Linked DNA regions of Mus musculus: region 2 is linked to region 1. Evidence: chromatin contacts called from ENCODE Hi-C data. All regions are on one chromosome and are shown on one strand. The core of a region is the stretch at or near the end of the contact, and the rest is flanking DNA. Distances in the headings are between cores, read along the strand shown.

Region 1 (3,026 bases), core at 381-2,880:
TGTGAATGCTGTGGATGCACCAGGGAGCAAAAGTAGGGGTAGACTTTACTTCCATGGAATTCAGAGGACAAGAAACACTGCCATGGTGTGTCAGCCACTCAACAGAGTGAATAATAAAAAGGTGTCATGGTGCTTTAATGAAAGGGACACTAAGTTATGTAATAAGTATTAGGTTAAGTGACTTGGGCTGGGGGTTGGGGAACAGTTCTTTGAAGAAGGTCCAGTTGTCTTTGCAAAGGAAGAGAACAGTGAGACTATAGAGTCAGAGTATCAGCAATGGCTGAGGTGACTGGAGCTTTAGACGAGAGCTCCTTTGTTACAGCTACTGTAAATGTTGTTCCATTCATTCTAGCTAAAATAGAGGAGCACCATGCCAGATTTCCTTGTAGAAATGATCTTAAGATTGTCAAAAATTCTTCTTTGTACATGAGTGTCTTCATTCAGAAAGTTAGGGTTTTATTGCTGAGAAGGGCCATCATGATCGTGGCAGCTCTTATAAAGGAAAACATGTAACTGGGGCTGGCTTATATTTTTAGAGGTTCAGTCCATTATCATCATGGTGGGAAGCATGGCAGCATCCAGGCAGATATGGTGCTGGAAAAGGAGCTGAAAGTTCTACCTCTTGATCTGAAGGCATCAGAAGACTGTGTCACACTGGCCTGGGCATAACTTCAGCATAGGAGCCCTCAAAGGCTGCCCCCACAGTGACACACTTTCTCCAATAAGGCCACATCTACTCCAACAAGACCATAACTCCTAACAGTGTCCCTCTCTATTGGCCAAGCATTCAAACACATGAGTCTGTGAGAGCCATTCCTATTCAAACCACCACAATGACGAGTCCAGAGAACTGAGAATCTTATCGGGTTTCACAAAACTTCTAGACACTTGCTTTCAGAGCCTGCACTTTTGATCATTATTTTATTTTGATGCCTGGTGAAGTTTCTTAATATTCCACCTAGGCAATTTGAATTAAACACAGATACACAAGTGCATATCTCTGTGCACAAACGGATTCCTTGTTTTTGCATATGTATAATGCATAAAAACCTGTGTGTATCATTACATAAAATATCCCATATAGATATCTTGATACATTGTGATATATATATTAATTAATCATCTTATTGTATTTTGAGACTCAAATTTGGATTTGGGGGATGCAGGGAGCCCAGAGCCAGGCATTGGAGCTCTTTTTTTTTTTTTTTTTCCATACAGTTTCTTTCAGACAGTTACTGTGCCCCAGCTGCATCGGACATGCTGTTTGACTTTGTAGGTCTTTGCTCCCATTTTAAACATAGCACACAGAGAGTCTGTAATCAAGCAATTTGACTTTGAACAGAATTACTAGGCAGGGGGTATAGATGAGTGTAGGTAATTAGTAAATGAAGCTGAGCTGCTGTCTTTCCAGTTTGGGCTCCTTGTTCAGCAGGTGAGTGAATTTGCTAGTGCCTGTTAAAATCCATGCCTCTGGCCTTATCCTCTTCCTGTGAAAGTAGCTCATCTCCAGCCACAGTAGCTGCTTATAGCTTTAAATAGCACAGACGTGGCCTCTGCCAGCTTCCCCAGCCAGCTAGGGTTACGGTGGGGCCAGGGTAGCCTGGCTATGCGGTCTGTGCGAGGCCAGGGAAGGGGTTAGTGAGTTGGCTGCCTGCCTGGGCACCGGTGCAGGAGAGGCATGGAGTAGCACAGCAATTTCCTGCTTTGGGTGAAGCCATAGAGAGCCTAGTGCTGGCTAAGCCTGGGCTTTCACATTCTTCTGTGATATTTTACTGCCCACTCCCCTCCCACCCAATGTTCCTCTCAAAGGAGATTTTGATTTGTGCTGTTCACTGGTTCATAGGGGTGACTGAAGGAGACCAGAAAGGCCTCTCCGCTCTCCAGTTTCTACTCATTTTGCCTAGGATTTCCACTTTTAGAAAAAAAAAACCATATCACACTCTATCATTATAAATTTCTCTTAAACATTTTTTTTGTAGATTTGTTTATTAGCATAGGTGGTCATTCATGACAGACATGCACGTTGATATCAGAGGGCAACTTCTGGGAATTGGTTCTCTCCAGGACCACATGGGTCCCTGAATCCAGCTTAGAGCTTCAGGCTTAGCAGCAAGTGCCTTCGCCAGCTGAACCATCTTGCTTGTCCCAAGTCAGGGATTCCTAGCTCTGATACCATTGCATATGCAGCTGAGTCAACTTGTTGCTAAGGACACAGAGAGTTGGCAGAGGAAACAGGAAACATGAGCACAGATCAGGAAACAGGTGAGAGACTGGGATGTTCTTGGGAAAGTAGAACGTCAGGTGGAGACACTAGTAAAGATCGCGTGTATTCTGTATTCTGTTTGCACAGGTTTATTTAGCCTAACCTCAATGTTGCCCATTTCTTGGCTTCGAAGGTTGAGGTTGAAAGAAGATGAACAATTGCATTTCTCAAAGTTCCACCAGGGGCCACTTAGGTGACTGAAGTACTTCCTGCGGATGTATGGCCAGAACTAGCTTCCTGTCAGAGATACACTGGTTGTGTTGGCGGTTTGTTTGACTTGCCTTGTTCCACATGACTGGCTTATGGAGGACTCCTCTTTATGAACTCCTCCTTGGTGGAGTTCAAGCAGGGACTCTGAGGATGGCTTTTTCCCCAGGTTCTCTGGGCGTGGCTGAACATTTCTTTGTGAGAAGGGTATCATGCATATCTCAGGCTTTTATTTGATCCAGCTGGCTTACCTATAGTTTGTCTTGAAGCAGGTATTTTGTCTCAGTGAAATGGAATCATGAAAAGGGAAATTTGTCCATTGTGATGGACAGGAGTAAGGATGTTTGCCTCTGGGTGCCCTTCCCAGTGTGATGCTAGGAGCACCTGTGCTGGGAGCCTGGCTGGAGAGTGAAAGGCCTGGGATTCACCTCTAGGGCTACAGGGTCAGTCCTTGGCTGTTAAAAGTAAATTTCTGGTTTTAAACCAATTCTCAGAGGAACTCAACCAATACCAGTGTGGGGTTGCCTGAATTTCTCACTGGCAATGCAAAAATAAA
Region 2 (3,026 bases), core at 272-2,771, 39 kb before region 1:
CTCAAACAGAAATACCTAAAATGGGAAGAAATAAAAATGGCGTTCCAGGACCTGCCAAAGTTAGATAGCTGTTGGGAAGGGAGGGTCCTAGAACCCAGGTCTGTTTGTCCTCCATTGTCCTTTGACCTGCCTGTATACAATGGTCAAGTTTTTAAGTTATGCCACGCTGAGGCGTATTTGCTTTAAAGGTTAGGAAGTTCATGCCTAGACCTCAAGTCGAGGACAGCCCACGATGCTGCAGGTTGCAGTTGAAGGGAAAAGTCAATTTAGAGGTCCTTCAGTCCTGAGGGTCTAATCCTATTTCTAAGCAATAATTAACTAATTAACCTAATATACTCTGTTGCTAGATGAGGGCACTTCCTATACGTTCCTGTAAATGTCCTCCGTATAGAATTTCGACAAGACAGAGGCAACACAGCAATGAGCGTAGTGCAATGTATAAACCAGATGATGGCCTTTCCTTTAGCTCTCTAGGAATAAACAATTTATGAAGTCATATAACAAAATTCAAAACTAACCACACCTTGACAGGATTGCCCCAACAAGACCTGACTCCACTTCCCTATCTCTGGGTGAAGTTTCGAAAATCCCACCTCAATGTGAGCCTCATTAATCTCTGGTCTGATCTTGGGTGAGGGTGGTCCTCCAGGATAGGAGAACTCCCTCCTCACCTCCCCCCACCCCAACCCCCAGGCCACCCTGGTCTACCCCAGGGAGGTAGGTCTGGGATTCCAGCAACTCCCAGGTCGCTGTCTTTTAATCCCAGAAAACTGCAAACCGCAGAAGCCACTAGATAACTTAATCTGGGTGTAAGCAAGAGACCCCGAGGCCTGTGTACTCTAGTGATAAACGGAAACATCCGGTTGAGTCAAGAAAGGGAACGCGGTATCTTTGAAAACTAATATAAACGAATAAAGCATAAACAAGAGCTTTGCTGAGAGAGGCCCCCCGCTTTCCCGGGCCCATACAAGCCTGGGAGGGGACGAGTGTCTGAAGGGGAAAATCCCCCACGTCCTTGGGTCCTTGGGATTCTCTCAGGAGACTTTACTCTGCCTGGGTGGGGTGGGGTGGGGGGTGGGGATGAGATTGGCTGGAGGAGGTGATTTCATCCAGCCCAGGTCTGGTGAGCGGACCCTCCCCCTCCCTCCTCCAGTCGGGCTGGGAGGCGCGCCTGGGACCCTCCCCGCCCCTCGTCCCATCACGGAGACCAAGGGGATGCGGGGTCCAGGCGGCGCTTTCGCAGCCCCTGGGACGGTGCGAGTTCTGACCCTACGCCGGGGGGCGCGGGCCCCGGGTGACGTGGGCGCGCGGCGGGAGGGGCCGTCCGGAGGAGGGAGGGGGTGACACGGTCGCCTTTTTAGCGCCCGGCGGGTCGCGGGCAGAGAGCAGACGCCCGGGGCCCGCAAGCAACCGGAGCGGGCGAGCGGCCCACTCCTCCCTCCTCCTAGGCGGCCGCCTCCTCCCCTCGTCCTCCCGCCCCCACTGCGTGTGCGGCGGAGGATCCAGGGCTCGCGCTGCCTCTTTCTCCCGCTCGCTGGGCTCCGGCTCCCACTTCTCCCCGCCGCTGCGCTCCCGGGACCCGAGCCGTCTCCGTGCTTAGCCTAGGCGGCCCACGGTGCTCCGAGAGCCTCGCAAAAGCAGCTCCGGGGTAGAGAGTGGGACGCCCCGGTCCCTTCCCCCGCTCGGGTCAGCCTCTGCCCGGCTCGCAGCACCTCTGGCTCCCTCACTGTCGGCTTGGGAGGACAGGGTGAGAAGGTGAAGTGGAAAGGACCGACAGGGCACGGGGCCAGGCGCACAGCTCACGTTGCCTTTTCATTGAGCAAAGCCCAAGATAATTTTTTAAAAGCTCTGCACGCCCCCCACTCCTTCCATTTTCTTTGCGCTTTTAAAGGAAACTTATTTTGGGGTGCTTTGCGCTGGGGTAGCTGCTTTGCCCAGTAGTTGCGAAGTACACTCGACTCGTGATGGTGTTCCTGTCACTTTGGTTGATAGCAGCCTCTCTGGTAGAGGTTAGGACATCAGCTGATGGACAAGTAAGTGGAAAATAATAATAAAAAAAACTCAAACCCAACCTTTTCCCGACAGAGTTCCTCCCCTCCGTCCCTTTCACTCTCCCTTCCTCCCCTCCTGCCACCCTTCTGGGGCATCTTCTGCGTTCCGAGGCGGCGCGTGGAGGGCTGGGCGCTGCGCGGGGCTGGGGCCTGGGGGGCTCACTGCACCGGAGGTTGGACAGCCATCCCCCGGGAGCCTAGGTTCATCACACTTGGGGATCCCCTAGCCCGCGGCGACCAGGAGCGAACCAGGTGTGAGACTGCAGTCAGATCTCATCCTAGCGGGGCTATCAGGCTGTCCCCCCCTTTCGCGAGGGCGTTTCGGGCGCTCTGGCGAAGTTAGGGTTGTGGATCCCGGAGCCCACAGGCTCTCCCTCTTCCTGACTCCCTGCTCCTGCGGGCGGCCAGGGATAAGAGGTTTCAAGAAGTCGCCAGGCAGGACCCGGAGCTACCCAGCAGACACGTGTCCTGGGAGGACTGGGGCTGGGCTGCAGTTTGACAGTTGGGGAGGGCCTGGGACGTTTCCTGCCCTCGCCTTTTCCGCGGGCAGCCAGAGCTGGAGGCGTCTGCCGCCTCTTCCCCTCCCCCTCTGCAGAACTCCTCCTCTTTTTAAAGCTAAATTGAGTGCAGCTCTGGTGCCTTTCGGCCCTGCCCCCACCCTGTGGAGACTCAAGGTGAAGCTGACGTTCTCAGAAGGGCCCTTGAAGGAGGCTCAGGCTGGGGAGCCTTTTGTAATAAATCACACCCACACTGGAGCGGTGGGCTCTCAGTGCATGCTTTTTCTGTGAGTTTTTGTAGCCTCTCTGGTTTGCTTGGTCTGACCACGGGACTTTAAGACTGGGGCATTTCTCTAGTTGATTCTTAGGATTCAGGCCACTTCTCACCTGGTGAAATGTAGACTACGCCCCCAGCCCCCCCCCCCCCTTCCTGATTCGTGTGACTTAGTATTGGAGTTTTCCAAAGAGGCCATTGAGG

The links. Hi-C counts contacts between places; a loop is a spot of excess contacts on that map.
Region 2: a map of heart shows a loop between it and region 1 (3-fold over the local background). The contact joins the promoter of Adamts3 here to the enhancer-like site in region 1. A Hi-C loop is called at or near these places in 9 of 37 maps with a recorded cell type or tissue (gastrocnemius, heart and left cerebral cortex).

What each region holds. Positions count from the first base shown.
Region 1 is chr5:89,843,140-89,846,165 of GRCm38, reverse strand. The region is part of intron 3 of Adamts3 (a disintegrin-like and metallopeptidase (reprolysin type) with thrombospondin type 1 motif, 3); the gene reads left to right. Among named protein-coding and RNA genes, the nearest start is that of Gm25758, 16 kb to the right of the region's middle. Within about 2 kb of position 1,630, at least 1 of the 3 ENCODE cell types and tissues checked has a DNase peak (open chromatin) inside an H3K27ac peak, as active enhancers do; it is heart, where a contact is called at or near this core.
Region 2 is chr5:89,881,829-89,884,854 of GRCm38, reverse strand. It overlaps Adamts3 (a disintegrin-like and metallopeptidase (reprolysin type) with thrombospondin type 1 motif, 3), which reads left to right and starts at 1,521. Exons shown (of 22, transcript NM_001081401.2): 1 at 1,521-2,033. The coding sequence starts at 1,965.